Regions from separate parts of the Homo sapiens genome. Here region 1 is linked to region 2. Evidence: chromatin loops called from intact Hi-C (ENCODE). Cell type or tissue: PC-3. All regions are shown on one strand. Each heading gives the region's core, and the rest is flanking DNA. Links, peaks and the distances in the headings are about the cores only. Region 1 overlaps LOC124902468 (a long non-coding RNA gene). Region 2 has its middle 130 kb from the start of LINC00595.

What was found. Peaks named below come from ENCODE experiments on the same cell type or tissue, not always from the same donor. Only the 100,000 strongest peaks of a DNase experiment are listed, where the experiment ranks them.
Region 1: it touches region 2 in a loop (3-fold over the local background); 3 of 110 quality-filtered maps call a loop at or near these places.

What each region holds. Positions count from the first base shown.
Region 1 is chr10:78,325,919-78,342,251 of GRCh38, forward strand. LOC124902468 (a long non-coding RNA gene) reads left to right here. Exons shown (of 2, transcript XR_007062212.1): 2 at 4,175-4,893. Among named protein-coding and RNA genes, the nearest start is that of LINC00595, 67 kb to the left of the region's middle. RefSeq lists an enhancer at 2,348-2,849. In PC-3, for the core only: no CTCF peak of the experiment used is centred there; DNase peaks (open chromatin) are centred at 9,873 and 10,593; H3K27me3 peaks cover 2,085 bases.
Region 2 is chr10:78,390,373-78,406,705 of GRCh38, forward strand. No RefSeq gene overlaps it. Among named protein-coding and RNA genes, the nearest start is that of LINC00595, 130 kb to the left of the region's middle. In PC-3, for the core only: a CTCF peak has its summit at 8,219 (motif pointing right); no DNase peak of the experiment used is centred there; H3K27me3 peaks cover 5,031 bases.

The DNA.
Region 1 (16,333 bases), core at 4,939-12,938, 63 kb before region 2:
TGGTGTTGGGTGTATATATATTTATAATTGTTACAGCTTCTTGCTGAATTGATCACTTTATCATCATATAATCATCTTTAAGTCAAAAATGATAAAAAGAGACAAAGATCATTAGTCTGTTTTATCTAACTACTCTTGCACACTTTTGATTTCCATTTGTGTGGAATATATTTTTTTCATCTCTTCACTTTCAGTTTGTGTGTATCTTTACAAGTGAAGTGAATTTCTTGTAGCAAATACATAGTTGGTTCATGTTTCTTTTTTCCCCTTTAGCCAGTCTGTATCTTTGAAGTAGGGAATTTAATCTATTTACATTTAAGGTTATTATTGACAGGTGAGGATGTATTCAAGTCATTTTGTTAATTGTTTTATCATTATTTTGTATATCCTTTGTTAGTTTCTTCCTCTCATTGTTTTTTTGCAGTTTGGTGGTTTTCTGTAGTGGTAATATTTGACTCATTTCTCTTTCTCTTTTTGTCACTTTTATATCTGGTCTACAAATGAGTTTTATACTTTTGTGTGTTTTTATGGTGGTAGGTACTGTTCTTTTCCTTCCAGATGTAGGGCTTCCTTGAGCATTTCTTATAGGCCTGGTCTAGTGGTGATAAATTCCCTCAGTTTTTCTTGTCTAGGAAAGATTTTATTTCTCCTTCATGTTTGAAGGATAGCTTTGCTTGTTAAAGTATTCTTGGCTGGCAGTTTTTTTTTTTCTTTCAGCTCTTTGAATATGTCATTTTATTCTCTCCCGTTCTGTAAGGTTTTGGCTAAGAAATCCACTGTTAGTTGAATTGGACTTCCTTATATGTGACTTGACTCTTTTGCTGTTTTTTAGAATTCTCTTTTTATCTTTGACTTTTGATGGTTTGGCTATAATATGCTTTGGAGAAGACTTTTTGAGTTTAATCTTTTTGGAGATTTTTGAGCTTCCTGTATCTGTCTATATTTCTTGTAAGACATGGGAAATTTTCAGCTATTATTTCATTAAATAGGTTTTCTATACTATTGCCCATATCTTCTCCAGTAAATCCTAAAATTTGACTATATGATCACTTTATGGTGTCCTATATATCATGTAGGTTTTTTCATTCTTTTTTCTTTTCTTGTTTTGTCTGACTGGGTTATTTCAACATTCTTTTGCTTAATCTAGCCTATTGTTTTAACTCTCAATTGTTTTTAAATTTTATTTATTGAATTTTTCATTTTCAGAATTTCTTTTTTTTTAAATTATGCTTATCTCTTTGTTGAACTTCTCATTCAGATCATAAATTGTTTTTCTGACTTATATGTATTGCTTCTCTGTGTTCTCTTATATCTCACCGAGTTTCTTAAATATAATTATTTTAAATTCTTTTTCAGGTGTTTTATAGATTTCCTTTTTGTTGGGAACTATTACTAGAGGCTTATTGTATTCCTTTGGAGGTGTCATTTTCCTTGCATTTTCATGTGTTTTTACATTGATATCTGCACATTTAATTTAATAATTACATCTTCCAATTTTATAGATTGGCTTTTGTAGGAAAAGACTTTTTTTCCATAGGTGTATCTATAGTGTTGGTTGGGTAGGGTGTTTTGGCTTTGATTCTGGATAGTTGCAGTAGTGTGGTCTTTGTATGATTTCTTCATCTGTAATCAGCATCAGTGGTGTTTGTGAGTTCCTCGGTGGCTTAGGCAGTGGTCATTAGTAGGGGCTGTGGCAAGACTTTACTAGGGACAGGGATGCTAGGCAGGCCAGTCCTTTGGTACCCAGTGGTGGTGGCAGCAGGCTGAGCATGCTGGTCCTCAGGCCCCTGATAGTGTATGTGGGTGTTGTTGGTCATGGGTCCAAGTGGGCCAGTCCTTAGGCCACCAGGCAGCTTGTTTGGATGCCAGAATTGGCAGCAGTGGGCCAAGTATGTGGGCATGTCTTTGAGCCCCTGGTTGGTGTGTGTAGTATTTATTTGTGGTGGCAGCAGTGGTGGAGGGCCAACTCTTGGGCCTCCAAGCAGCATGTGCAGGCATGAGCAGTGGTGGGCAGGTGGGTGCCAGTGGTGGTGGCAGAGGCAGACTAGATACACTAGTCCCTGGACTCCAGAGAGGCACACATGGGTGCTGGTGGCTGGCAGGATGGGCCTATCCCCAGGCCTCCAGTCAGTGCATTCAGGTAGTTGAGGTGGTCAGGACGGACCTGTCTTCAGGTCCCTGGAAGGTGTGTATGTGGGCACTGGGAATGGTGTACAAGGTGGGTCAATCCCCAGACGCCCAGATGGTTTGTTTATATGTTAGCAGTGGTGGCAGTGGGTGGGTCAAGCTTGTTGTCAGCTACTAGAGAGTGTGTGCTGGAGCAGACAGGATGGATCAATCCCCAGGATCCAAGACAACCCATGTGGATGCTGATGGCAGTAGCAGGCAGGGTGAGTCAATTCAGCAGGTGGGGCAGGCCTGTCCTTAGGACCCTGGAAGGTGTGCAAGAGTGCCAGTGGTGGCAGGTGAGGTGGACTGATTCCTAGGACCTTAGGTAGCGTACACAGATACTGGCAGTGGTGGCAGTGAGTGCCATGGGGTTGTCCTCAGTCCCTAAATGGCATATGCAAATGCCAGTGATGGCAGTGGCGGGTGAGGACAGCCTGTCCTCAGGCCCTAGGGTGGCACCCAGATGTCCCAATCCCTAGACCCCCTGAAGACACATGCAGCTAGCTGCCCAGTAGTTTTGCCACTGGAGTGGTCGGGGGTGCTGTCAGGGATATCAGCCCCAGGCAGTTGGCTCTTAGGAGCATGTGCTTCAGCTCCCTTTGTCTCAGGGGAAGCCTCCCTGGGGTGCTGCACCACTCATTCCCTGGGGTGTAGCACACTGTGTGGGCTGGAATGCTGGAGACCTGGCAGGAGTGGCCAGGTCCTGGCATCACAACGCTGCAGGTCTCTGGGTGGATGTGTGAAGGATGTCAGTGGGGCTCCAGGGATATGGAGATGCAGGGGATGTTGGGCCCCAGGACAGGATGCAGTCTAGTGGGTGCTAGGATCTCAACATGGCGCTGTGCTGCAGCTGATTGCATCTCGGGGGTGTGTGGCACCCAGCATGAGCTGTCTTTCTGGAACAAAACCTTCACACAGATTCCACACAGCTCCCTCTACTCGTCTCAGGGCCCACGAAGGCCAAGGGGCTCTCCCGTGGCTAGGATTGCAGGAGTCCATGATGTGGGCTACTGGGATCTCTCCTTACCTTTTCCTTGCAGTGGGGAGTTTATCCAGGCTCTGAGCTGATCCTGGCCAGGCCAGCTGCTTCACTTCCTTCTTCTTCCATGCCTCTGCGGCTCCCTGCTGCCTCCCTGCTGAATCCCACCATTCTCTCTTAGACACGTGAGTCCACCTGTAGTTATCTCCTCCGGTGCCAGGCACCTCTATTCAGACATTCTGAAGCCCTCTTGGTAAATGACTTGCTGAAGTATATGTTGGGCTTAATCCCAGCTCTGCCCCTAATTAGTTGTGTGGCCTTGGACAAGTCACCCCTCTTTCCCTAACCCCGTCCTTGATATCACAGCAGTTTACCACTGGAAGCATAGCTTCCATAGAGTCCACAGACCTGAATGTGAAATCTGCCTCTTCCATCTCTGAGATGCAGTGCTCTGAGCAGGATTTTTGGTTATTTTTGTGTGCATTTGATTTGTGTGTTTGTACTTTTTTTTTCTTTTTTTTTTTTTTGAGACAGAGTCTCATTCTGTCACCCAGGCTGGAGTGCAGTGGCGTGATCTTGGCTCACTGTAACCTCCACCTCCTGGGTTCAAGGGTATCTTGTTCCTCAGCCTCCTGAGCAGCTGGGACTACAGGTGCACACCACTACACCCAGCTAAGTTTTGTATTTTCGGTAGAGATGGGGTTTTGCCATGTTGGCCAGGCTGGTCTCAAGCTCCTGGCCTCCAGTGATCTGCCTGCCTTGGCCTCCTAAAGTGCTGAGATCACAGGCATGAGCCACTGCACCTGGCCATGTGTATAAGTTTTAAGTTCTCTACTCCTCTTGGTTTTCGTTAAGTATAAAATGGCAGTGGTAAGTGCCCACTTAGAGTCTGTCAGGACCACACAAGTATATTGTAGCAATAATAGCAAACATTTATTGTCTACTCTGTTGTCCTGGCTGTATTTTGCAGGTGCTGCTCCTCTCAATCTTTAAATCAGGCTGGTAATAGCATCTCTCATTTTTTAGATCAAAACCTAAAAAGGTGGGAATGAAAGAAGCTCCTAACCCTCCTGGCTTTTTTCCCAAAGCCAGGAGGCAGCTCCTGAATGGTGGATTTTGGACTACTGGTGAGGCTGTCAGCAAAGGGCCTGGCCCAGAGAGATGCTCAAGAGTAGGATGAAAAGACCGTGGGCTTCTTCCTCTGCAAAAGGAAAGGTTTGGGACTGATGGATGCTGAAAAGTCTAGATCTTCATAATCCTCAACAGCTTCACTGCCACTGCACACACAAAATGAGTGTGCCCTATATTTCCAGCCCTCTGATGAATACGAAAAGAGCCTGAAGAACTCATCTTCCTGGTCGCAAAGTACTTTAAAATATATAATCCCTCAATCTTAAACATACACATTTTATTGCTTTTTATTATACAATAATACATATTTACTATTGAAAATACAGATAAGAAAAAAGAAAATGGTTCATAATAATACTACCCAGGTTTAAAAAATACTATTCAGCCTTATGTTGAAGAATCTGACTCTTTTCCTATGCAAGCATGTATTTCAAGCAAAACTGGACACTTCATGTGTACCTTGTTTTGTGATCTTTTTTTCCCAAATTAATATATAATCAATATCTTTTTGTATCAATCTTCAATCCTTTCTTCTGTCACTTATTTTTAATGGTTAACAGTCATCTACTATATAGATATTCTGTAATTTATTAAAGTGATCCCTCATTCTTGAATACTGAAGTTGTTGATAAGAAAGTTCCAATCTTGTTGAGAAGACCAAGCCTGTGAGGAATAGTTCCATGAAATTACAATTGGAACTTGCTATGTGCTGAGTGGCAGAAATGCAATAGAGTTCTGAATGGAAGGAGTGGTTTTGGAATGAAGGATGGTGGGGAGGCTTTAAAGAGTACGTAGGGTTGGAGCCAAGCTTTGAGAGAGGGGCTGGATTTCCACAGGTTAAGAGATTGTATTCGAAATAGGAGAACCAGCAGCAGCAAAGGTGCAGAGCCCAGGGGTTGGGTAGGTGTTTAGGCCCTGGGGAGGGCTCACATAGGGGACCAGCTCCAGAGAGGGTTAGAAAAGGAGGACAACAGATTCTAGAGTGGACAGTAAGTGCAAGTCTGGCAAGAGTAAATTTTACCCTTTTGGGCAATAAGGAGCCACAGAGAGTTTTTGAGCGGGGTTGTGGCATGAGTAGATCTCGGTTTATGAAGTCACTGTACAAGCAGTTAGGGAGAGAAGAGAATAGCAGGAGATGGTATCCAAGGCAGGGAGACCTGTTAGAAGGTGGGGAACAAGTCCAGAGGAGGTGATGAGACCTGGATTCAGGGAGTGGCAGGAGGTGAGGGAAATGGGTTGGATGTCATGGCTGGAGAGGGCCCAAAGGAGGAGCCCCTGGGGCTCACGAAGAGGGGAGACTGCTGCCTGATACCTGGGGTCCTGGGAAGAGTTAATGGGCTGCCTGTGGACGAGCTAATTGGTCCTCCAGTGGGGCTGACTCATTCCAGCATCCAAGCCAGTCATTACTAATGCTGGGGAGGGAGAGAGAGAGAGAGAAAATAAAACAAAAGCCGAGCAGTGGGAATTCTGTCTGATTGAAAAGTTCCAGGGCTGGCCTCCCATTTCAGACAGGCAGGATTGGGAAGAGGGCCCTGCTGTGTGGGGGTGAATGGCAGGGGTGCGGCTGGCGGAAGTGACATTTCCATGATGCCTGCTTGAAACTCATCCATAACTGCCTTGTGGGGGTGCAGCTGGGGAGGGCTGGGTCTTTCCCTAAACAGCCCAGGTTTTCTAGTGACACCCAAGGCACACTCAGGGCAAGAGAGTGCGACTGAAGATGTCCACACCAGGGAGGAGAGGAGGACCAGCAAAGGCCAGGGGTGCAAGGTCTGGTTCTATTTACTTAAAAACTGGCTGAAATCTCGGTCCCTTTGTTTGCCATTTCCTTGGGTTTTTAGATTTTTAACATGCCATGGTCAATTTCATTTGCTAAGCGAGAAATCACTGGGAGCAGCCTTCCCAGCACAGTAGAGTAGGGCTGTTTGGGTACAGGATGTGTCCTGGACAGTGCCCAGAGGCGCTGGCAGAGGCGTAAATGGGTGTTGCCGGGTCCTCCTATCCTCTCTGCCTCCTCCTTGGTATGGGCTTCTGCTGCCTTTTTCTGCAGCAGTGGTGGAGCAAACACTGTCCAGGGCTTACAGGGCCCTGGTTCCTACCCGAACTCGCTGGGGCACTTTGGCCCAGATGATTCCCCAGTGAGGGTCTCAGGTGTCTTATCAGGGTTCCTCTGTTACTTGAAGGCAGACGGCTGAACCTGATAATGTTTGTGGCATTTTCCAGCTCAATGTCCCTATATAGTCATTTTTCTCCCATGCCACATGTTCAGGGAATGACATCTCTCATTTCTATCTGGTCATCAGGGATCAAGTGAAGGCCTTACCTTCAAGGCTGTGGGACTCAGCCCCAGCTAGACCCTGTGGGTCTAATTTGGATTGTAAAGAGTTTGTCCTCGTAAAAGGGTGCTTTCGTGTCCTCTGGCTTTCCATTTGGGATTTTAGTGGTCGGTAGGCACACATGGGGCCTTATGTTGTGTGGCAGCCAAATGAGCTGCATCTTTGGGTTGTAGGGCTTGGTGTGGGAGGGGTGCCACTAACACATGCTGTGCCTTGAGTTCTGCATGGGTCACATCATGATGTTATCCCCATGCCTCCCATGCATGGGTCACAGGCACCTCCCACTCATCTGCTGCCTAGGGCCAGTCCTATTGCTAACTTCATGTTTTGGGTCCAGGGCCTCCCCTCCAGAAATCCCACATATTGTCAAGGGGAAGCCAGCCTAAAATAAGGGCCAGGCCAACCTGAGGTGTGGTGGCTCAGGCCAAAGGGCTCCCCCTTATCTGGAGTGCATGGAACCCCTCCCTGTGAGGCTTATTTGGTGGCTCAGGCCAAAGGGCCTCCTCCATCTTGAATGCCTGGAATGCCTCCCTGTGAGGTCTCAGATCTGGATGCGGAACCTGAGGTGGGACATGGATGAAATGGAGCAGAGAAGGAGAAGGGGTGAAGCCTGGACCCTGATGGAAGGGGAGGAAAAGAACAAACTGGGGCTGCCATGACGGGGAAGGAAAGGCCCGTGTGGAGGAGCATGGAGCCATCTGCTCATGAAGGAAAGGCAGGGATGGGGCAGAGGTGTTGGGGCTTCCGTGCGACTCCAGAGGCCAAGCCCAGAGCTGTGTGTGGAGCCCATGAGGAGCAGAGATTTTCCAGCAAAGGTGCATTTGTGGGCCTCCAGATGGAGGCCCTACCTTCTCAGCAAGGGAAGAAACCCCTCTCTCTTTGACCTCTCTCCCCTGCACAATTAGAAGGTTCTGAAGAGTGACTTCATTATTGGTGGGTGAGTATATGTTTATTGGGCATCTGTGGTGTGCCAGATGTTGTGTTGAGTGCTGGGTGCAGAGGTAAATGGGATATCTGGTTACCGCCCACATGGGGCTTATAGTGGGGGAAGTGGGGGAGTAAGTCAGGACACACGTAAGCAAACGCTAGAATGGATAGATATTGTGATTAGAGCATTGGAGAGAAAGAACAGGATGTTTCAAGAAAGGACAGCATGAAGGACTGCTGTGTGGGATCAGGAAGGTCTCCGTGTGTGTGGTGGGGGGTGATGGTTAAGCTGAGGCCCAAAGGATGACGGGAGTTACCCAGGTGAAGGGTTGTGGAGACGAGAGCACAAGCGAGGGCCAGGAGGCAGCTGGGCTCAGGGCACTTAGGGCCCTGAGGAAGGCTGGAGTGGGTGGCAGGGGGCAAAGGGGGTGCTGAGGTGAGCCTAACAAGGGCTGTGGGCCAGGAAACAGGACTTTGTTTTGAGTGCGGTGGGAAGGCATGTGGCAGGCAGCCACCTTGAGGCTGGGTTTCCTTCTCTCAAGTGCCAGAGCTCAGTGGCTGCTTTCTGGGAAGCTGGTGACCAGGACGACTGGTGCATGGCAAAGGGCATCAGGAGACTCTTCTTTCCTCCTCCAGGAGTTGAGTTTCTCAGTCTCAAGCAGGCAGCATGGGAGGTCCCCAGACCTGCCCTGGAAAACTCCCCCAGACCTGAGCAGTAGGCAGCAGCTTGGGGGTGCTGGGTTCATGTCCACCCTGAACCTGTGAATGTGACCTTATTTGGAAATAGGGTCTTTGCAGATGTAATCAAGTTAAGATGAGGCCACAGTGGATCAGGGTGGGTCCTAATCTAATAACTGGTGTTCTTATAAGAAAAGGGAAATTTGGACACAGACACACAGATGGAGAGGCCATGTGAAGATGGATGCAGAGGTCAGAATGATGCTGCCACAAGCCAAGGAATGCCAAGGATGGCCAGCACCCACCAGAAGCCAGGAGAGGCCCAAGCAGAGCCTTCCCTGGTGGCTGCAGTGAGAGCACGGCCCTGCTGATACCTTAGCTTCAGACTTCGGACCTCCAGAATTGTGGCAGAATAAATCTCTGTTGTTTTAAATCACCCCATTTGTGGTGTTTTGTCACAGCAGCCCCAGGAAACAAATACACTGGGCCCAGGAAGGGGAACCTGGTGTATTAAGCCTGTCCCACATGCTGGCCCACCAGCATTCCTTATCTTGTTTACATGACAACTCAGAGAAGTTCCAACCATGCTCTTCATTTTACAGAAGAAGAGCTGGATGGTCAGAGAGGTGCAGCAATATATCAAAAGCCCACAGAGACACAATAACAAAGCTGGGGTTTGAGCCCAGGTCTGAATTGGCCCCTGATCTTTCTGTACCGCCTATCTGCAGAGCCTTGATGGAGAGTGATCCAAGAGGGTCAGACAATGATGAGGAATCAAGGCTCTGCAGCACTCATGTATTTACTGGTGGAATCCCATGCCCGGCATTTGTTTTGAGATGCCCTAAAAGAAAAAAGAGTAGGAATGGGGATAGATGAAAGAACAGCAGAGTGTTGGTAATCATAGAAGCTGGGTAATGGGCCCATGGGAGTTCATTGAATTATTCTCTTTATGTTTGCTCATCTCTGAAAATCTCCACAGCAAAAACTTAAAAAGTAAGGCCAGAGAGATGCAAGCTTAAACAAGGAAAAAGATTAAAAACTATGAGGGCTCTGAAATCAGAGAGCATAGGATTGGGATCTCAGCTTCGCCCTTCATTAGATGTGAGATGTTGGACAAGCCACTTGGCCACACTGAGCCTTGGTTTCCTCTGCTCCATGGCCTCTCACTAGGCAAAACCTCATGGGATGGTGGAGGAATCAAATGGTGGAATTCAAGTGCTCAGCCCAGTGCCATGCACATGGGAGGCATTCTAGAAATATTTGCATTATTATGGTTACTGAGTGTGCACCTTACAGCAGCTCAAGGGTCAAGACTCCCTTCTTTTTTTGTGAAATAGGGATGAGAATGAGGCTTAGAAGTGGAGGAACTCGTCTAAGATCCCAAAGCTAATAAGTGACAGAGACAGGCCTGACCCAGAAATCTCTCCCTGAGCTAACTGCTTCCATTACCCACAGAGCTACTCAGAGACCTGCTCTCATGCAGTGTTTAGGGCCTTTCCCACAAGGAGGCCAGCTTTCTTCCCCTTGGTTTAGGGATCAGGCCAAGGAGGGGAAGGAAGATGAAGCCGCCCCTGGCTGACCCTGGCGAGCTCTGGTCACTCTGTGTTTGCTCAGCTGCAGGGTGCAGGTGGCAGGAGCGGATGCTGAGCACCAGCTGACATGCTTTCAAAGGTGACAGGCCTGTGGTAATTGATGGTCAATGAGGGCCATGGCTCCATGCACACTGTTGGTTTAAGGATGACATTGATCTGACACACTGGCCACAGCAGAAACAGCAAAACAAAGGAAGGCCAAACTGGAAACAGGCCTGGCCTCCCTTGGCCCTGGCTGCCTTGGCTCTGAGCATTCCCAGAATGCTGTGCCCTGAGGTCTGGCCAGGATCCTGGTGCCCTGGAGCTCTGGGGTCAGCCAGGATGGAGGAAGTGCCCAAGGCCCCCACCCATCTGGGTGCAGGTCAGGGAAGGAGTGAGAAGGAGCAAAGCGGGAGCAACCTCAGAGGTTCCCAGAGCTGTGCCCACACACTGTTTCCAGCCTTCCCCTGCCCAAGTTTCCATGCCCTGGGAGTAAGGTGGAGGAGGGAGGGGCCTCCAGACCATGTCCCACACAGCACGGTGCATGCAGTGGATGTGTCTGCTGAGGAGAGAAGATGCAGGGGCCCTGGGAGGTAGGCAGGGATGGGCTGGGGGATAAGAGAGGCAAGGCCTGGTGGCAGAGGCCTGGGTGTGAATTCAGGGCTCTGGCAGGAAACAGAATTCACTCCAGATGCTTCCAGTGAAGAGACAAGGTCATTCTGTGGGCAGCATCAGGGAAATTCTCAAGAGATGAGGATGCTCTCAGTGGCTAGCAACAGTAGCACGTCATGACCCTCCCTAAGGCTGAAGGATCAGTGGGGGTGGGAGGGACAGTGCTAGCCAAACCCCAGGAGAACCAGACTCACAAAAGAGGGTGCCAGCAGCCACTGCCTGGGAGGCGGCCTGAGCAGGAAGGAAGAGGGGAGGAAATGCACAAGCCCTCTCCTTGCTCCTTTCCAGATCCTTGCCAGCTGCTGGAGGGAGCCACTGATGTAGTCAGTAGGGGCCACCTCCCAGGCTGGAGCAGGGCAGGGAAGGGCAAGGAATGGAGAGGCAGCCTGGGTAGAATAGAGAATACCAGCACACCTCTTTTCTTTCCCTACAATGACGACTGTCATACACACTGCACAAACCCAAGGGGAGGATTATTGATAAGGCGTGTGACAGTCCCAGCACAAGGCCCCTCATGTGCTAGCCTTGACAGACGGTAGCTTCAAACTCTCCATCTCTCTTTTTTTCAAATGTGCACACACACACTCCACATTTCCTCAAATCTCTGAATGGCTGTCATAAGGAAGAAGGAGCGAACATGTTCTGGGAGGGCCAAGGGGGAGCCCGAGGACAAATTGTGTAGCTGTCAGAATTCTGTGGCTCCTGGAATAGGCATGCCCCAGGGGCACTGCCTCCTGCCATGGGAAGCATGGTGCTCTTAACATGTGCCTGCTGTGTGTGAGTGCAGCTCATGTCACATGCTCCCCATCCTCCAATCCACACCAGCTCTCAGGGCAGCTGATGGTCATGCCTTCGCTTTGCAGGTGAGGATGCTGGCCTCAGAGGGACGGGTGCTTGCCCAAGGTTGTCCTGGAGCCAGGCTATATCAATCAGGATAGGCCAGGTTTTGCTGCTGTAACAACCCCCAGAGCTCGGTGGGTCAAGACAATATGGGCTTGGCTCCTGCTCATGTTACCTGTCCATCAGGGGTCAGCTGGGGGCTCTGCATTTCACCATCCTTCCTCTGGGACCTAGGCTGTCAAAACTGTAGCCATCTGAGATATTGTTCTCACGCTGGAGATTTTATTTGGTCTGGAGGTCACGCACGTCACTTCTGCTTACAATTCGTTGGTCAGACTGGTCACATGCCCCTATCCAAGCAAAGGGGCCAGGATGGTCAGTCCTACTACGTGTCCAGAAGGTGGAGAGCTGGAACTATTAGAAGAACAGCATTAGTGGCTGCTACATGAGCCATGGCTTCCTTTCAGGCCTAGGGAACTCCAGGTGCAGAGCTCTTCCTGCTGCTCCAAGGTTGACGTCACCCTGGCAGAGGCTGGTGGAGTGCCATGGCACAGTGGGAAAGGCTAGAGCAGGGGCTGTCTCAGATTCTTGTGGGCTCATTCTGTGGCCACCTAAGTAGGATGCTGAGGAAGTCAGCAGATCTCAAGAAAGATGGCCCTGGGCCGTCAGAGCAAGATCAGGAGAGGCAGCATGTAGTGCAGAGAGGAGAGGGCTTGGTACCTCCCAGGACCCTGAGCTTCCTGTCTCCACTCTCCTGGGCCACACATGGAGAGCCCTTCGCTGCTTATGGAGGCGGGATCCCTTTCGGAGGCTGTCTTTCCAGCTGCAAGTGCTCTGGGCAGGCTGGAAACGGTGTTCTGAAGAGCCGCATGAGGCCATTTCATCAGAGTGCTACTCAGGCTGCTAGAAAACTGGCCACAGAGCCATTCTTCTTCCACAACCCCTGACTGCAACTAGATGGAATTTATGTACTTGTCATCCCCATTCGGTGGCCAGGCTGGGGAAGGAGAGGAGTGTGATTCTACACAGTGGACTCCACAGAGAGAGGAGGTGAGTGGAGTCAGTCTTTCTGGAAGCCCTGCCCTGTGCTTGGCCCTAGAAGGGCACCACGCTGCTGGTTGCTGCCACATGCATTAGCTCCTGTCGCTCTCCCCTCCCTGGCCACCCTGCTTCACACACTTTCACTCTTCTTGAGGAAGCTGTGTTCCCTGCCTTGTGGACTCCATTTCTGCATCTCCCAAGCCACCAATGACTCCTCTTACACGATCTTGCAGAAGCACTCAACACGGCTGGCCATTTTTGATTTCATTCTGTTTTATTCTTCTGTGCCGTCACACTCTCTTGCTACCCATCTGTGGAATATTCTTTCTCTCTCCATCTGGCCCCTGGGTGCCTGTGGTCTGCAGACCTCCATGCACAGTTCATATTTTCTCTTTTTGGCCGTCTAATCCCTACCATGAGCTTCTGCAGCCCATCATTGATGAATCCCAAACCCAGACCTCTTTCTGGAATTCAAGGTATGTTCATCCATGTGCCTAGCTGACATGTCCACTTGGATATCCAACAAGCTCCTACAACTGAACATGGGCCTTTCCCCCAAATTGTCCTTGTGTCCAGTCATTCTTGTTTCAGTCAATGGCGTACTTATCCACCAACCGTGGAAGCCAGAAACTCGAGAGCCCTCCCAGCTTCCTTCCTCTGCCTGTCTCCAGAGTAGGTCCTGAAGCCTGACCTCCTCCATAGCCACCACCACCATCTCCAACCTGGAATAGGACAGCAGGCTCTTTGGTACCTTGTTCCCTTCAATCCATCTCCCTGCTGCCACAGGGATTTACAAAAATCTGGTCCAAAAAATTCCCTAATTCTTAAAACGTTCAAGGGTCCCTTTACCCCAGTTTTAAATCCAAACTCCTGAACAGGGCACCTTTATGATCCAGGCTCCTGTCCCTTCTGCAGCCTCTTCTCTCCCCTACCCTGCACCCCATGCCCAACTCTGTCCCTTTGCACACTCTCTGTTTGTCCTGCAATGCCTTTCTCTGCCTCCTCTCTGTTTGGATGGCTAATTCCTTCTCAACTTTTCCAACTCAGTTAACATATCATTTGTTTTAGGAAGCTTTTCTTAACGTCCCCAAAGCAAGTGTGCCTCCTCCACATTCTTGTAGACTCCTGTATGTAAACACCCTATGGGAAGGCAGAGGGGGTGCTGCCCCTCCTCTCCCGAGTGTTTTTGGAGGGCAAGCTTGAGTCCAGAGCCCAGCACAAGGCTTATCTGGCAGTCAATCAATTCTTGTGAATAAATAGGCAAGTTGGCCTGCCCCCAAAGTCCCTCAACAGTGGCCTCAAATCACAGAGGGACCTTGGAAATCATGTAGCCTAATGATTCATTCCGCAGACGAGAACTGTGAGGTTCTTCAAGGAGGTGAAAGTTCTCAGTGAAGGAGTGAATATTGAATCTAGATTGGTGAACTTCCAAACAAAGACCACTTTTATTTTTTAATATTGTACTATGTAATGGAGAGTTTATTTCTCTTGTTGACTTTATACAGAAGCACTGAAAGTTCATGTGAAATCATTCATCAAATACAGACAAGCAAAAAGAGAAAAGATAGAATTTGCTTAGTAATTGTACCACCAAACCAGAGATAACCATTGCTGATTGCTTGGCATGTTACCTTTCCATCTTTTCCCTGGGCAGATAAATATATGTCCATTTTTAAAAACAATACTATGATTGCACTACAAATCTGTTTCACCCATGCTTTAAACATATTTATAAATCCCTATTCATATTTGTCAAAGACTGTATAGTTTTAATGTTTTTAGTTGCGCTACAATATAATTCAGTAATCAGACATGATTTTTGGATCTTGAAGTTGGTTCTATTTTTTTTGTTATTATAAACAGAGCAATGAAGAACATCATTACAGTGAAAAATTTGGTCAATTCTTAATTACTACTTTAGCATACATTCTTAGAAGTTGAACTGAAGTAGAACTGGTGGGTTGAAGGATTTGCACTTTTGTGCATTTTGCCAAATTGCCCTCCTAAAAGGCTGACTAATCAGAGTTTATATTTACCAGTTTATTGTCTTGTCAACCTGAGAGGAAACTCTTTGCACCAGAGATTGAAGGACTTGTCTCTGGTAGCAAATTTCCCTCCAGTCATATGTCTCAGTATGGAGGTTGTAAACTGGAAGCCATGGGCCATCTTCTTTTGAATCCATGATGTTTTAAAATATTTGAATTAAAGCCAGGTGCAGTGGCTCACACCTGCAACTCCAGCTACTCAGGAGGCTGAGGCAGGAGGATAGCTTGAATCCTGGAGTTTGAGGCTTCAGTGAGCTATGATTGTACCACAGCATTCTAGCTTAGGTGACACAGTGAGACTCTGTTTTTAAAATACACACACACATACACACACACATATAAAATGCTGGACGTAGTGGCTCACCTGTAATCCCAGCACTTTGGAAGGCCGAGATGGGTGGCTCATGTGAGGTCAGGAGTTCAAGACCAGCCTGGTCAACATGGTGAAATCCCGTCTCTACTAAAGATACAAAAATTAGCCAGGTGCAGTAGCGTGCACCTGTAATCCCAGCTATTCTGGAGGCTGAGGCAGGAAAATCACTCGAACCTGGGAGGCAGAGGTTGCAGTGAGCTCAGATAGCACCACTGTACTCCAGCCTGGGTGACACAGCAAGACTCTGTCTCAAAAAAAAATATATATATATGTATATATATACATACATATATATTTGAATTAACAGCCAACTTTTTTCTTTTTTTATTATTATACTTTAAGTTCTAGGGTACATGTGCATAACATGCAGGTTTGTTACATATGTATATATGTGCCATGTTGGTGTGAACAGCCAACTTTATGTATTAGTAAATTTCACCAAAAAAAAAAAAACAACCTGAATTTCTGGCCTCTACTTCTGAAGGGCATGTGCTGTCACAATTTGCCATAGTCTCTACCTCTCCCTGTTGCCACCCAGCCTGCTTCAGTCATTTATTTGCCAGGCCCCTCTAGGTGTTAGGATTTGTAACCCCTATATCAGTTCCTTTTCCCCATTTAAAAATGGCCCACCAGCATATAACACCATGCTCTTTATTCTGATTAACTACAAAATTAATTTTTTAAAAAACAAATCCTATTTGTAATAATAATATTCAGGTTAATCATTTAGGAAGCTGCTTCAGAGAAACCCCGAACGTCTTTAGCCAATATAAAATACCATGAATCACTTTGGACTCCACAGTGCATTATGTATTTAAAAACAGAAAATTAGACACAGGAGAATTCATCTTAACTTCATTAGATATGAAATATTAATTCTCTTCTGGGTTTCATATTATTTACATATTTAATAACATGTTAGCTACAGTCTTTGACTGAGAGCAATTAGAGGCCAGGGGCTGTCTCCTGCCTTAATCTTAAAGATGCCAAAATGTTTTGATATTGTGGGAAGAAGGGATTGCTAAGGAGAGTTGGATGCTGTTGCCTCCATTCCCTTGCTCATATGTCGTAATTGGTTAACCATGTATTTCTCTTAAACAGGATATTGATGACTTTGCCTGACCCAGTGAGAATTCCATTTCTCCATTCCCATCCCTTTCTCTGCTCTAGCTGGGAAGAGGAGATTGTGGCCATTTTGTTTTACTAAAACACAAAGACAAATGTTCATCCAATATTTTTGGATCCCTTTTTGCCTTTCTTAGGTCCTTTTAGAGCCTCAGTTTCCTCATAAGTAAAATTGGGGTAAAAGAACAAACGTGCTGGACTGTTGTGAGGGTAAAGGGGCTGAATGTGGAGGAACACACAGACCCATGTCTCACAAGGGGCTGCTGCCTGGCTGGGGGTAGGTCCTTTCTCGCTGCATCAGTGAACTGTGCCTTGGGCCTCTGCACTATCCTTGGTGCCTCTCTGCACCTTAGCATGCGGCCCCTGTCATCACGTCACCAAAGGCCCACATGAATGCTATCAGAAGTTTGCAATGATGAATGTATCTCTGGGAGCCACATCTGCAGTCA
Region 2 (16,333 bases), core at 3,516-11,515:
CCAGGCTCAGTGCTGCCCATCCCATCCCCATGTCTGTCCTGTACTCCTCTCTCAGGGTCAGGGCTATTCTCCTCTTATCTGGGGTGAGGGAATCTGACAGAATGTACCAGAAGCCAGGTCTCCCTGAGGGCTTTCCCAGGACTGCCAGGGAGAACTGGGGGTGACCAGGGTCTCCTATTCCCCTGCATGTGTTAAGAACTTTGGGTGTGGTGCTGGGCTCCCTGGTAGGAATCCTGGTCTGGCCGTTCCTAACCAGTTTCTCCTTTGCAAAATGGGGCTTACAGATAGCACTTACTTCCGAGGCCAGTCAGTGTTTAGCAACTGGTCTTGGAGTATAGTTCCAACCTGAAAATTGATTGGTATTTTTCTGTACCTCAATGATTGAGGTGAACGTGAAACAATGAAGATGTAGGTACAGACTTGACACTCACTTGTCAAAAGCATGAGTGACTTTGCTGAATTGGATAATAGATTTTGAATACAGAAAAAAATATTTTGTCGGGGGGGCTACTCACAAACTAACAGCTATAGACCGACACAGGCACACTTTTAAGTTTCATTTGGAAAATTAATATTTTCTCCATCACTTTTTTAAGTCTAGAAAAATCAATAAAAAATAAGTCAAGCCTTTGTCAATTTTCATAGTGACGTCACTAAACATGGAATTGGAAGAGAGGCTTAGTAGGCTTAGTAGCCACCATGATATGGCATTTCCACTGCAGAAATACAACAGAAGCACACGGCCCTGGCAGCATAGAGAACAATAAAGTGCAGTGAGATAATTCGGAAGTGATGAGTTTTGAGGATTTCTTACTTTTGTTTTTAGTATAATTTATTTTTAACTTATGTAATTTAATTTTAAAATAATAGTCATATTTATCACCCAGCTTGTAAAATTCTTGAAAATTTAACAATTGGCTCTTGTGAGCCGGTACAAGCTGGCTCCAGCATGCCACCCCAGGGTTATTACAGGGGGCAAATAATTGAATGTTTTCAAAATGTTCAGAAAACACTGGCATATTGAGTAAGCCCTCCATAAAATGTTAGCCAATCTTCTTACTTACTATTATGATTCTCGATTGGAACTTTGGTGAAGTCAGGGGCTGAGGTTAGGTGTGTTTTCCCACTAGACTAAGTTCCACTTGAGGACAGGGATCTCCTTTTGTTCTCCTGGCATCTAGCATAGGCCTGGCCTGCAGGAGGTGGTGGGCAATGCTCTCTGAGTTGGCATTTTTCCTGCTTGACCTGGATGGACGTCCGTTTCACTCTCGCTCACCTGTGGCCATTTCTGGGTCCTTCCCGGCATCACAAGCCACAGATGCCATCAGGTGGGCCTGTTGGTCTTTCCCTTTTCCTGTTGCCTTGTCAGGAAAATCTCACAAGAAGGTGCATATGTGGGAAGCCCACTTCTCAGGTTCTGACCCAGGAGAGGAATCGAAGGCAGATATTGTCGGCTCCATGCCTGCTTCCTGCTCTTTAAAGAGACCTGGGGGTGTTTACAAGTTTAAAGCCTCACAACATTGGGATTGAAGTAGCATTGCCCCTTTGTATCCACGGGGTCTGCATCTATGGACTTAATGAACTGTGGATCCAAAATACTCAGGAAAAAAAAAATCCACAAAGTTCCAAAAGCAAAACTTGAATTTGCTGTGCTCTGAGTCCTACGCTGAATCCACACGAATGAAGTGATGTGCAGACATTGTATTAGCTATTATAGTATAAGTAATTAGAGATGACAAAGTATAAGGAAGGATGTGCATAGGTTATATGCAAATACTATCCCATTTTAAACCAGGGACTTGAGCATCCCTGGATTTTGGTATCCATGATGGGTCCTGGAACCAATCCTTAGTGGATACCCAGGAATGACTGTGCTTGCAAGAGGTGGCTGAGTTCCCATCTCCCTGCTGAAACTAATGGATGTGCCAACCCTATGCAGGGGAAACATGTACTTAAGGACCCAAATCTTACTGGAGGAGGGACTTGTGAGGAGGGAGGATCAGAGAAGTTTGCTCAGAGTCTGATAAAAGTAGCGTGAATGCTTTTTCCTTTATCCACAAACATTTATTGAGCATGGATCATGCGCCAGGATAGGGCTGGCTTCTGGGGATATGAAGTAAAAATTCCACAGCCTTTTCTCTCAGGGAGATTACATTACAGTAAAAGGAAGCAAAGAGCCTATTGGAAGGGCTGTCACTGGACACAGTATGGAATCCCCCTCAGCAAGTTGCAGCTGCTCAGGTGGGGGCGGTTGGTCCTAGGGAAGCATTGGGAAAGGCTCAGTAGAGGGGTGATGCGTGGTTTGCTTGTTGCAAGGTGGGGAGGTGCTCACCTGATGATTAAGGGACAGAGGCCATGGTGCTGTGGGCAGGAAGTCCCTCATGGACGGGCAAGGCCATGTGGCAGGGACTTATGTGACCCAAGCAAGTGAGAGGAAGGGCACAGGGCAGGGCTTAGCAGAGGAGCCAGGAAGCAGCAACAGAGAAGGGGTTCACCCTTAAAGGAGCAGTCCATAAAGAGATGGCAATGAATAGGTCAGAAGGTGAAGGAAGACAATGAGACAATGATAGGTACCCCAGAGTAGAGCCTAGAGCCTGCACAAAGACAGGTGCAGGCAGCTTATTTGTCAGGTGATCGTGAAAGCTGGAGTGAGGGAGCAGGGAGAGAGAGAGAGAGTGAGAACAGGGGAATAAAGACTGCATAATTACTGTGGGCAACTGATCACAAGCCCAGTAGGACCCTCTAAGGAACTGTGGAGAAGATGCCTTGGAACTCTCCCTCCCAAGGATGGGAAGTTGACTCACTGGCTCCCATCTTCCATTGGTTGGGAGTTGCCCCTGGGGGTGTTAACTCTTCCATGTTTTGGCCATGCTTGTGTTTGAGCCAAGGGGTCACCCTGAGGCAGAAAGGGAGAGAGTCATATCAGCACACTTGAAGTGAAATGTTGGCAGCAGGTATATAGCTGTCTTTCTCAGCTGTGCTGATGTCAGCAGGACCAAAAAGATGTGACATGGAGCACACAAAGTATTTGCTAAAGGAATCAAGGAAAGAGTGAGTTTCAAGGAGAATGGGTTGGCAGGTTGCCTGTCATGGAGAAGTCTTGGATGGAAAGGTCCAGGATGGAAAGAGTTGGGTTTGCATTGGGGCTCAGCAGAGAGGCAGGGACAGAGCCAAGTTGCACTGGGCTGAGGAATGAGAGGGCAGTGAAGAAGCAGAGACAATGGCATAAGTGATTTTTTTTCTGGATTGTCAGCTGTGAAGGAAAGACAAGGAATCTGGCAATAGCCGATGGTAGATACAGAATAAGGAACTCACTGAGGATGAAGAATGTGCAAGGATCAAGGATAATGGTGAACTTTAGGGACTTCAGGGTTTGCATTTCAAGTTTTCTTTCCTTCAGATTGTGTATGTGTGTGTGTGTGCGTGCGTGTGTGCGTGTGTTTGTGTGGGTGTGTCTGTATGTCTGTGTGCTGGACTAAAGAGAGAGAAGGAAAAGTTGCTCTTTTCTTGGGACTGTGGGATGACATGGGCATTGAGGTTGGACAGATTTGATTTAGAATCTTTGGTTCTGCCATAGTGTGATCTGGGCGACATACTTGGAACTCAGTGTTGTTATCTCTAAAATGGGGATAACAATATTTCTCTCCCAGGGTACTTCTGGGCTTGAATAAGGAAAGGTTTGTAGAAGAGTCTGACACAGATTAGATAGTCAGAGCCTCAGCATTGTCTTGAGAGACAGTGTGGTGGTTAAGAGAACAGATTTTTGAACCAGACTGCCTGCCTGGGTTCAGGCCCCAGCTCTATGCTGTCCAGGCTGTAATGCACACAGCGACAGCATTGGCAAGAGTAGGGGTGTGATGAGATGTGAGGCTGGATTGGTAAACACGTCCAGAGAGCTGAGACCAGAGCCCAGGCCAAGACTGGACTTCATCTACCCTGAGCTCTAGGGCCCTGGCCACTGTGCTACTCCCAGTGACTTAGTTTTTCCTCTGCCAGGAGAGGGTGAACTGACACACACCTGTCAAATGTGCGGCTCAGATACCAGCACTCCCTATCTCTAGCAGACATTATCGATGGAACAGACACTTTCTGGTGGAGTTTGGACATTGTCTCATTCAGAGTGCTTCTTGACATGGGCTACACGTGGGCCCTGCAATTGATCAGACTTGCCACATGAGATTTTCCATCTAGGTCTAGGTGAACTCTCTAGATGTTCCTGTTCTTAGACCTGGACAAGCCCAGCTTCTGCCCAGGCCCCATGCTTTACAGGGCCTTTCTCCAAGTTTTCAGAAAATGTATAGCTAATCACGGTCCTCATTTTTTCACTTGGCTGGGTCTCTCCCAACCCTGCAAATCGGGTAGGCTGTGGGATTTGTGTCTATGGGGTTGTTCCTGGTTCAATTCTAGAAGGGCAAAGTATTGAGTAGATTACCTATGTTACCTGGCATGGTATTTCTTCCCTTTTCTTTTAAATAACAGTACTATTAAGATATAGATCACACACCATATAATTCACCCATTTTAAGTGACAGTTCAATGGTTTTTAGTGTATTCAGAGTTGTGCGCCCATCACCACAATCAATTTCAGAACATTTTTATTGCCTGAAAAGAAATCCTGTATCATTTAGCCATCACCCCCTTATCTCCCCTATCTCTCCTAGCCCTAAGCAACCACTACTCTATATTCTGTCTCTACAGAGTTTCATATTCTGGACATTTCATATGAATGGAATAATATAATATGTGGTCTTTTGTGACTGAATTCTTTCACTTAACATAATGTTTTCAAGGTTCACCCATGAGGTAGCACGAATCAGTACTTCATTCCTTTTTATGGCTGAATAATATGCAATTGTAGGGACATATCACATTCTGTTTATCCATTTGTCCATGATAGACCTTCAGGTTGTTTCCAACTTTTGGTTATTATGAATGATGTTGCTATAAACATATATACAAGTTTTTGTAAGGACATAGATTTTCATGTCTTGAGTATATATCAGACTGGTGCAAAAGTTATTGCGGTTTTTGCCATTACTTTTGATGCCAAAAGCGACAATTACTTTTGCACCAACCCAATAGGAGTGGAATTGCTGGGTCATGTGTTACTTCTATGTTTAATCATTTGAAGAACAGTCAGACTCTTCCAAAGTGGCGGTACTATTTTCCATTCCTAAAAGCAGTGTATTTAGGGTTCTAATTTTTCTGCATGCTGTCCTACCCTTACTATTATCTGACTTTTTGATTCTAGTCATCCTAGTTGGTGTAAAGTGGTATCTCACTGTGGTTTTGATTTGTATTTCCCTCAATAATGATATTGAGCATCTTGTCATGTGCTTATGTGCTTGTTGGCAATTTATAAGTCTTTTTTGAAGAAATATCTATTCAGATCCTTTGCCCACTTTTAATTGGGTTGTCATTTTATTACTGAGTCATAAAACTTCTTTATATATGCTATATACAAGTCCTTTATCAGACATAGAGTTAGCAAAAATTTCCTCCTATTTTGTGAATTGTTTTTTCACAGTCTTCATGGTGTCCTTTAAAGGACAAAAGTTTAAAAATTTTATGAAATCCAATTTTTCTATGTTTACTTTTGTTGCTTGTTCATTTGGGGACACATCTGAGAAACCATTGTCCAATCCAAGATCATAACAATTTGCCCTCATGTTTTCTTCTAAGAGGTCAATAGTTTTAGCTCTTCTGTTTGGAGTTTTGATTCACTTTTAGTTAATTTTTTCCATATGGTTTGATGTAGGGATCCAATTTCATCCTTCTGCATGTTGTCCCAGCACCATTTTGTTGAAAAAATTATTATTTCTCCATTGAATTGTTTTGACATCCTTGCTGAAGATGAATTGACTTTAGATGTGAGGATTAATTTCTGGATTCTCAAGCCAGTTAAATTAGCCTACATGTTTATCCTATGCTGGTACCACACTGTCTTTATTACTGTAACTTGGAAGTAAGTTTAAAAATCAGGAAGTGTGAGTCCTCCAACTTTGTTCTTTTTCAATACATATTTTTTTCTATTCCAGGTTCCTTGAATTTCTACGTGAATTTTAGGATCAGCTTGTCCATTTCTGCAAAGAAGCCAGCTGAGCTTTTGATTGGAATTGCATTGAATCTGTAGATCAATTTGGAGAGCATTTGCATCTTAACAGTATTAAGTCTTCTCATCCATGAACATATTATATTTTTCCATGTATTTAGATCTTTAATTGCCTTCAACAATGTTTTGTAGTTTTTAGAATATAAATCTTGCACTTCTTTTGTTAAATGTATTCCAAAGTATTTCTTTTGACACTATTGTAAGTGAAATTGTTTTCTTAGTTTCATTTTCAGATTGTTCACTATATGATATCACTTTTGTGGCATAGCATGTGATTGCTCATGAATGGTGCTGATACACTGATTTTTAATGACTTGTTTAGATAGACAAAAACTTCAAAATAAGATCTGCCTTATGCACACTAGGAGCATCCTAGCATCTTTGAATTCTGAGACGTCATTTTATTACAACAGTTTGTTTATTGATTTATTTGTCGAGGGCCCCCTGTGGGCCAGACATTCTTTTAGGAGTGAGAGGCACTGCAGTGGGTGCGGCAAAGTTTCTACCCCTGTGGAGCTTGTGTTCTCATGGGGAAGACAGACAACAAACTAACCGCTAACCAAATACTTAATATAATTTCAGGCAATCACAAGTCCTTTGAAAGAAAATGAATTAGCCTTAGGATACAAAGTTCAGGGGTACAATGTCAGATTCAATGGGATGGTGGGGAAGGCCTTTCTGGGGAGGTGACATAGGGACAGAATTAAGTGCAGGGTGAGCTGTGTGGAGAGCTGGGGAGGACAGTAGGCACCAGGCCCTGGGTGGGAACACACTGCAGGGGATGGGGGACCGTAGGAGAGCCAGCGTGGCCAGGGTAGAAGGGAGCTGAGATGGGGAGAGGAGCTGAAGAGTTAGGCAGGGACCAGGCCACGAAGTCAGATGGGCCATGGTAAGCACTGTGGCTTTTACCCTGAGTGTGATGCCAAGTCATTGGAGAAATTACCAAGAGCTGCAGGAGTCAGGGAAGGTGTCTTGAAAGTCAAGGAGGTAGGTGAGTTCTGCAGGGAGAATCTGCATGCGCAAAGCCTTCAGGGTATGGAGAGCCAGGCAGGAGCAACAGCAGGAAAAAAGGTATGGGAAGAAGCTCAGCCTGATTGAAGCAAATGGAGTACATTCTGGAGCAAGACAAAAGAGAAAAGGGGGGAGGGTTGGCATGCTCTCTGGTTGTATAATGGTCTATCCAGAAGGTAGCTTTGGTTTTAGCCCAGAGTTTAGCCCAGATTCAAGGCTTAGGAAACCTAGAATTGAGCTTTGGCTCTGACGTTGACTTGTTATATGACCTTGGGCAAGTCATCTCCCTTCTTTGGGGCTTGATGTTGTCATCTGTACAATGGGTGCTTTAGAACAAGAACAACCTCAAGTGTGTTGCCCCTGTAATGCATATCTTTGGAGACTGCTTGATTCACCAAACCCTGGACGAGAGCCCTTGCTAGGAGAGAGGCCTTCTGTTAGCTGAGCTGGTCTATAGCTTCTCTAAGCTCAGATGCTTCCTGCCCTGAGGTTTGGCAGGGTGACAGGGTAGAGTGTTACTATGATATATCTCTCCCTTTCATCATTGCCAAGCTAATGTGATAGCCTGTGGCTGGTCTGTAGGGCGGCTAAGCTTGCAAGGAGCTAATGCTGGAAATGCTGGAAGTAAGTGTGGCAGAGTTGATAAGTGGTAGAGAAAGGAGATGGAGACAGGTTAAACATAGCAATGCCAGGCCCAACTACATCGTGTCCTCCCAGAAAAAGTTGGGAAGCCCTCAGACACTGACTGGTCCACCTCCATTGGTTTGCAGAGAAAGTGGACAAGGTCCAGAGAGGGAATGACTTCTGCTTTAGGTCACCCAGCAAATTGGAGGCAGAATAGAAACATGGTTCCTGGTTCTGGACTCGTGGTCTTTCCACTGCACCCCACTGCTTCTGGCAAGTTGAAAGCCAATGCCCTTTGGGCAAGGAGAATTAACAAGAGGTAGAGAGAGGAATGTGTCTGAATGTTGGTTAGTTGGTAGGAGAAACAAGAAGTGAGCAGCCTCCTGGTGGTTCTACTTCTCTCTGATCAGGACACACTAGCACAGAGGTGCAGACCCTTGCTCTAGCTGCACCTGCCCTGGAGCCAGCAGCAGAGGGTGCTCAGGAATCCTGAGAAGCCAGCCTGTGAGCCCTCGCTGTGCCACACCTCTGTACCCACCACAACCTCTCCACCAGCGTGATCTGGCCCATGACACTTTCTGCTCAGAAATCTTTCCTTTGCTCACTTGCAGACAGGACTGGGGCAGGACTGTGGCAGCCTCTTCCCTGGGCTGCTCTATTCAGACTCTGGGGAACTTGTAGATGATGAAATTGGGAAAATAAAAGTTGTCCTCATTCTGGTCACCACTTTGGGAACACAGTTTTGGGAACACTTGAGAGAGGGGCTGATTCGTATGCCTCTGACAGACTGGCCCAGCACCCAGGAGACCGCAGCCTCCTCCATGCCAACCATGGCACCTGCTGGCATAGTCCACTAGTGCCCCAGTGACATTTGCCACTTTTCAGAGTCTTTCCTCACTCTTTACCCTCTTTAGGCCTTAGCCAGTCTGCTTTGCCAACTTGGGTGTGGTGGCTACTGTCTTTGCTCCAGCCCTTAACCTTGCGTTCTCCTGTCCTGACCATCTGCTCCTCCTAGTGACCATGGGGGCCATGGACCCCAAGCCAGGCCAATCAGATCCTTTCCCTGGGACTTTTTGCCACTTGAGCTGGCCCAAAAGAGCTTGTTATCCTTTTTCATACAAAGCTGTTTAGATATAAGCCAGAGATGCCTGTGACTAGTATTTCAACCTCCTGAAAAGCTGAAACTGGAAGAATAAAGTCAGCTGTCAGAGAAAGAGATGGAGGTTAGATAAAGCATCCTAGGGTGCTTGGGTGCCTGAATCCCACTGTACCTGGACCTCCCCTCTTTTTTGAGAGAGCTGGTGAACTTGAGTTTTTGTAGCAGCCAAAGGAACTCTGACTAATCTGTGGATCTGATAACCCTGGCTTGGCCTTTTCATGGGTTGTGAGAATCTGATGACCTGTCCGTGGTCCAAAACCAGCCAGGGGTAGATCTTCAAGAAGGCTTCCCCATCCCAAACTCCTTACAACAGCCATTCCACTCATCATGTGGAAAAGTGGGTAACCAGAAAGGACAGGAAAGGTGGGGACACATAATTGTTGGGGCTTGACATAGGCTCTCTCATCTCCACACAGTTAATATGGTTTTACGATAAAACAAAGAAATAAAATCCTATTTTATAAATTTAAAAAATCAAGACCATGCTGCTTGGTTCCTTCAGGCCCTGGGGAGTCTGTGTCTCAGCTCAAGTGGCCAGCTGGACAAGATGGGTGTCACCCTGGCCAGCCCCTGGACCAGCCTGCCTCAATCTCTGGCAGGCTGATGCCGTGGGTTCAGCCTACAGAGTCTCCTCCCTGGACATCTCTCTGGAGATTCAGGGTTGGCCAGGGCCTTGTGTGATAAGAATCACTGAATGTCAGTGCCCAGAGGAATCTTTGAGATGGAGAATGGAGCAAGGCATGAGACAAAGACACTTGGCCAGGTTCACACTGCTGTGTGGCTGCAATATGCTGGGCACAGAAACAGACGCAGGGAACCTTGGCTTAAGAGCTCCCACCACTGCTGCTGTATGCCACACTGCTTCCTGCCTGGTCCATCAATGTCCCCAGCAGGTGACCTTGGACAGCATCCCAGGAGCCAAATGTGGTCCCAGGGTCAGACTGACATGACAGGGAAGATCTATAGGTCTGGTGGAAGCTGCTTGGTGGCATCTCGCCCAGGAGTATCTAAGAATATAAAAGGGTTAGATTTGGGGATATGTATTTTAGCAGATTCTGAAACTTGCCTCTTGTATTTTTGTATACCTATACTCTGCTTCATGAGCTCAGATATAAAATCTAGGTCTGTCTTCTCTCCTAGTGCCTCTGTTGCTTGAAGATACAGAACTTCCTTCAAAGAAATAGGTGAATGGCCCATGCAGTAAATGCCCCCAGGACTGAGGTGATAAGCTCCTGGCTTTTCAGTAGACCTTCTGCTTGGCCATGCTTTGCAGGCTTCTGATCACTAGTCCAGGTGACTGGTTGAGGATGAAAAAGTCACCTCTTAGCCTCCTCCATTACTCCTCCATGACTCCTCCATGCTGTTTTCCTCAAGAAGGAAGCTCTGACCTGCTGGGGTACTCGTGGCTTACCAACACCAAGCCCTCTGTTTCACTTTTCTCCTTGCAGGGGCCTTTCTCTGCAGCGGTCCTTCTCCTTGTCCGTTGGCCTGAAGCCTGACCTTTGGTAAGGTCTTCGGCCAGAATGGTATCATGAGAAAGATAGGCATGAGGTGTAGTTGAATACTGTACTGAAACTGAAAAACAGAATGGTTGCATAGGTATTTTAAGTCCAGTTTCTTTTTTCTTTTTTTTTTTGTTTTTGAGATGGAGTCTCGCTTTGTCGCCCAGGATGGAGTGCAGTTGTGCGATCTTGGCTCACTGCTACCTCTGCTTCCTGGGTTCAAGCGATCCTCTTGCCTCAGCCTCCCGAGTAGCTTGGATTACAGGTGCACACCACCACACGTGGCTAATCTTTTGTATTTTTAGTAGAGATGGGGCTTCACCATGTTGACCAGGCTGGTCTTGAACTCCTGACCTCAAGTGATCCATCCACCTTGGCCTCCCAAAGTGCTGGGATTACAGGTGTGAACCATTGTGCCAGGCCTTCTTGAAGTCCAGTTTCTACTGACCATGTATCACTTTCTCACCATCATAAAATAAAATAATCAGTACGTCAAACTATCGTATATTGGAGACCATCTACATCATATACGTAGACATATCACATACATATACATACATATACATATATGATGCACATGTATACATCATATGCAGTGATGTACTTATTTCTTGATCCAAGTGTTGGTTAAATGGGGATATTCAGTTTGTAAAAAATTAGCAAACTATAAACTATAATCTTGTTATAATGTGAAAAAAAAAGAAAGGCATGAGGGAGGCAGAGCACCGGCCTTGGAGTCAGAACATCTGGGTTTGAAATCCTGACTCTACTGAATATTTGCTGAGCCAAGTTACTTCACTTTCTCATCTTCCCTACCTGTTGCCCTGCTGTATGGGGCTGATTACACCTCCTTCATGCCCTTGCTCATTAGGAGAGCTAAATGCCAGGCGGCAGGGGGACGAGGTGGTGTGCAAAAGCTTGGGTCACAGAGCAGATGATCAGGAGGTCAATGCCTGGTGCATTAGGCCACCCCAGCACTTCTTGCAAGAAAGAACACAGGAGAGCAGCAAGCCAGAGAGAGCTGAGCTTTTGCTGGAGTCATGTGACAGGCAGGACAGTGACTGAGGATTTAACGAAAGGACAATTTGAGCACCTCCAGTTCCAATGCCAATGAGTGCCTCTCCCTGTGTCCCCAGGACCGGGATGGTGCTAGCTGTTTGTGAAGTGCAACTTGTCCCCAGTAAGCATCTGTTTTGCTTCTCTCAGCACCAGCCCTTCAGGAAATTCTTGGCAGGCCCCCTGTGTGCTCCAAAGCGACGCCTTCCCAGCTCACTTTGGCTGCCAGCAGCCTTCCAGCAGGGGCTTCTTGCTCTGAATCCTAACACGAGCTTCAGCAGGGGCTTTAGTTGCTGCACTCAGCAGGGGACAGGAAGGGATGGTGGTGGACGGAGGGTGATGAGGCAGGGGGCCTTGTTCAGGGTTTCTGGGATGCTGCGGCAGACAGGGTCTGTCTGTGCATGTCTGCGGAGGCTGGCTCATCAGCCTGCAGGCCGGCCTAGTGCCTCATTTCTCAGTCAATGCCCCCAGCACTTGGTGAGCTGGGTCGACAGCGGGTGCAGCCACTGAGACAAGCAGCCAGATAGCTACTGGTCATGTTGCTTCAAGAAAAGGAAGTTAGGCCAGCCACAGTGGCTCACTCCTGTAACCTCAACGCTTTGGGAGGCAGAGGCAGGAGGATCGCTAGAGGCCAGGAATTTGAGACCAGCCTGAGCAAGACCCCGACTCTAAAAATTTTTTTTCTAAAAAATCGGCTAGGACTAAACATGTATCCCAGCTACTTGGGAGGCTGAGTGGGAGGATCACTTGAGCCTTGGCGTTTGAGGCTGCAGTGAATTCTAGCCTGGGTGACAGATTGACATCCTGTGTCTAAGAAAAGGAAAAAGAAAAGACTGTTAAGAATCTCAGTGATGCAGAGGCTTATAATGGGCGCTTGGGCCTTGCCTCTTCTTTATTCATGTGCTCACATGTAGTCATTCCCTGCCAGCCTCTAGTTCAGCCCCTGGGCACTCAGTCAGGGACAGGAAGCATGGCCCCTGCCTCTCTGATGCCCTTTGCAAAGACCCTGTCATGTCTCTGCCTGGATGACAGCCACAGCAGGGCAAGCCACGTGGTGGAGCAGGAAAACCCTGCAGCCAGACTGCCTTGGCTCAGCTCTCAGCTCGACCACTCCTTTGGGTTCTGATTTAGGGCAAGAAACTTACCTTCTCTGTGCTGCGACCAGCCTGATCAACATAGTGAAACCCCGTCTCTACTAAAAATACAAAAAATTAGCTGGGCGTGGTGTCGGGTGCCTGTAATCCCAGCTACTCGGGGCGATGAGGCAGGAGAATCGCTTGAACCTGAGAGGCAGAGGTTGCAGTGACTGAGATTGCGCCATTGCACTCCAGCCTGGGCAAAAAGAGTGAAACTACGTCTCAAAAAAATAAATAAATAAAGGAGGGTGGGGGATGACAGCAGTCCCTAATTTATATAGTTGGCATGAAGTTCAATAGGTTAATGAGTGCAAAGAGTGTGAAATAGGGCCTGGAATCTAGTCCATAAGTAACAAAATCATAATGACTCGGTTGTGCTACCTCTTGAGTCACCTTCTTCTAGGCTATCTCCATCACACAACCTTAGCGATCTTTCTAGGTCAGTCTGATCATAGTAAAGTCATTCAGAGGCTCCGTTGAAAGTTCAAACCTTTCCATGACCTTCAGACCCCTGCTTTCCTCCTCTTGATCACCTTTCCAAATGGCCATGCCCACTTTTCTCCTCTCTACCTTACAGACACTGCAGATGGCCTGCCATTTGCTAAACTTGCCACAGCTTCTCATCCTCTGCTGATCCTGGGGGACCTCTCCTCTCTCCTCCTTACCTCCCTGGAGTCCTACATGGGTTCTTCAAGAGGCCCTTCAATTTGTATTTGAAGGTAGAGAATCCTTCCTTGATTTCTCCTTCTCTAGCCAAAGCCAGCCCCTCCTGTGACCTCTCCCATTGACTGTCTACCCCAGGTCTTCTGTGCTAAGCAGTGTGTTGTAACCGCCCGAGTAAGCATATGTCTTCCATTGAACTCAGTGTCCTCTGGCCATGTCGGAGTCCTCTCTGGGCTGGCATGAGTAGACCCACAACAAACAGTTGTTGAAGGAATGAATGAACAAGATGCTTGGTGAATGCTTGCCAGATTAGAATGAAGAAGCTGCTAATCTCCTTTTGTCCTTACTACAACCCTTAAAGCAGATGGGGAGACACTAGCAGCCTGTTGGGACTTAGCTGCTACTTTGTTGGTATAAGTGACAGCTGGCTGGCCCCAGGCAGCTGCAAGATATGGCCTGGTCCGACTCTTTGGACAGTGCTTACTCTTCTCCCCAGTTAGCACGCGTTCTGTTGCCTGGGAGGGGTAGGTTGATGCACATGAAACATAGAACTTTCCAGAGATGCTCACCACACTGTCACCATGCCACATTTCCTTCTGCAGTGTGAACTTGCCCCTCCCCCATGAAGATGCAGACTCCCATCTCCCCCACCTTGAATGTGGGCTTGAGCCTACTTGATCAATACAGTGGGATGGAAGGGATGTTCTGAGACTTCCAAGGTTAAGCCATAAGAAGCTTTGCAGCTTCTGCCCGGGGCCTTTAGAATTCTCTCTTGGGATGCTCCTTCTGGGAAGCCAGCCTCCATACTATGAGATGGCAAAGCCATAGAAGAGGCCATGTGTAGGTGCTCTGGTGGACAGCCTCGGCTGAGTTCCCTGCAACAGCCCAGCCACGTGAGTGAGCCTTTTGGGATACCCAGATGGGCCAAACCTTCAGATGATGCCAGCCCCAGTGGACATCTGACTGCAATCCCATGTGAGACCTGGTGCGTGAGCTGCTCAGCTGAACCCAGTAAACCCGCAGAAACATGAGAGATGGTGATAAATGTTTGTTTGAAGTCACCAAGCTTTATGGTGGCAACAGATAAACAACACCAAGTTGGACTTGGTGCCAACTGGAGGAAGAAGTGACTGCTGACCACTTCTCTGTCTCCAAAGGGTGACTCCAGAGAGCCCCCAGCCTATGATTTCTCAGGATGTAGAGGAACGGACTTGGAGGTGGGAACCACATGATCTCCATTGTAAGGCCCACTAGCCTCTGAGATGCTTTCTTCAATTTGCACACTGCTCTGGGGCAAAAGACAGAGGGAAGGTTGGGACTGTTTCAAGGTCTAGTTTCCTCAGACTGTGGGGAATAACTAGTTTCAAGTGCACAGGTATAATGCCTTTACACACACCCTACATCCTGGTCCCTGTATGGTCTACTCCATGAAAATGGTCTAGATGCTTAGTACATGGAAGACGGAAGCAAGGAAATGGTGATGGAGCACCCATTCTGTGCCAGGTGGCTGACCTCCATTATTTCATTTGCTCTTCACAACAATTTGATGAGAGTAGAAGTATTATCCACATTGCACAGATGAAACTCGGTCAGAAAGGTTCAGTGATGTGTCCACACAGCAAGCAAGTGGCCAACCTGAAAAAACCCAGGCCGGCATCTCTACTGTTGATGACTTATGAATGGTCTCAAAGATACTGGGAAGATTCCCAGGGCTGTGCTTCATCCCCAGCTGCTGGTCAGGGCCTGAAATCCCCTCATTATTGCTTTGCTACTTTAGCTTAAATCCTGGATCCTGCCAGTGCCAATCCCTCTGGAAGGATGATGCATTACAATGTTATTAATCACCTACCCCAGGCAGACTGAGGTCCATCGTCTCTCCTGAGAGTCTGTTTTCATGGGAGGGAATGTGGGGTAGAGGCGCTGCTTTCAGGGACGGAAGAGAAACAGGTGGGGTCATAACACGTTCCTAGTTCAGGCTTTTCTCCATTCTTTCCAGATGGACCTTGATGGTGGGCTTGGAAAATCAAGATGATAGATCCTTAGTATGGGGCATGGGACAAGCCCCAACCCCTGCCTGAGACTGGCCTTCGCCAAGCCCAGTGGCAGCTCTAGAAAATATCTCTTTCTCCAGCTAATGAAGTCCATCCCTGGAATGAGCATGGGCACATTCATTGTCCTCTTCAGCTTCCTTCACATTTGGCTGGTTTCCCTTCAAGACTCCTGGGAGAGGCGTGTTTAGTTCTGGGCTCCAAACTCAAGGAGTGGCATTAAGCGACTGGTGCGAGGCCAGAGCAGACAGCCAGGCTGAGTGGGGAGGGAATGCCGATTCCTGATAGAGCAGTGCAAGGGTTCTCCAAGGGGAGGAGACCCGGGGGCTGGAGAGCTGGTTTCCACCCTGAGGATACCGGGTGGCTGAGTGCATTGCTGGACTTTGCCCATGCTCCTAATCCTTCTCTTTGGGATGGTTCCAGTTCTGGGGAGGCAGAGGCTACTTCACATGGGTGATCATGATGGGGAGTGACTACCTTGTCACTGGAGGTGGCTGAGCAGAAGACCTAACTGCCCATCTAGGCTCTGCAGAGAGGCTCCCACGGAAGGAGAAGGGACTGGGTGACCTTGGAGACCCCTTATCATGTTTCATTCCCAGGCTCTGAGAAAGGACAACCCCATCCTGGTGCAGCAAGATTTTAACCCCCTGGGGTAAAAGGGGGGGAACAAATTGTTGTGGCTGTCCCGGCGCTCACCAACCCTCCCGGCTCCCTTTACTCTGCTCTTTGGAGGTCTAACTTCCCTTCGGCAAGGAGCCCTTGCTCCTTTCTTTTCTCCCTTCCTGCTTTCCTTTCATTCATTTAACAAATTCTTGTTCAGCAAATTCTTTCTTGCAATGCCTCCTAGGATATTGGGCAATGCGCTTAGTCTTGGGGGACCCTGGAGTGAGGAGAATGAATACCGCCCCTGCCCTTATGGAACAGCAGTGGGGAGCGCCTGTGGAATAGGGGAGTGAGATGGATTATAGAAGTCTTGGGGGAAATCCAAGAAGGTTCAAAGTGAGGGCCGTGTTCAGGTAGGA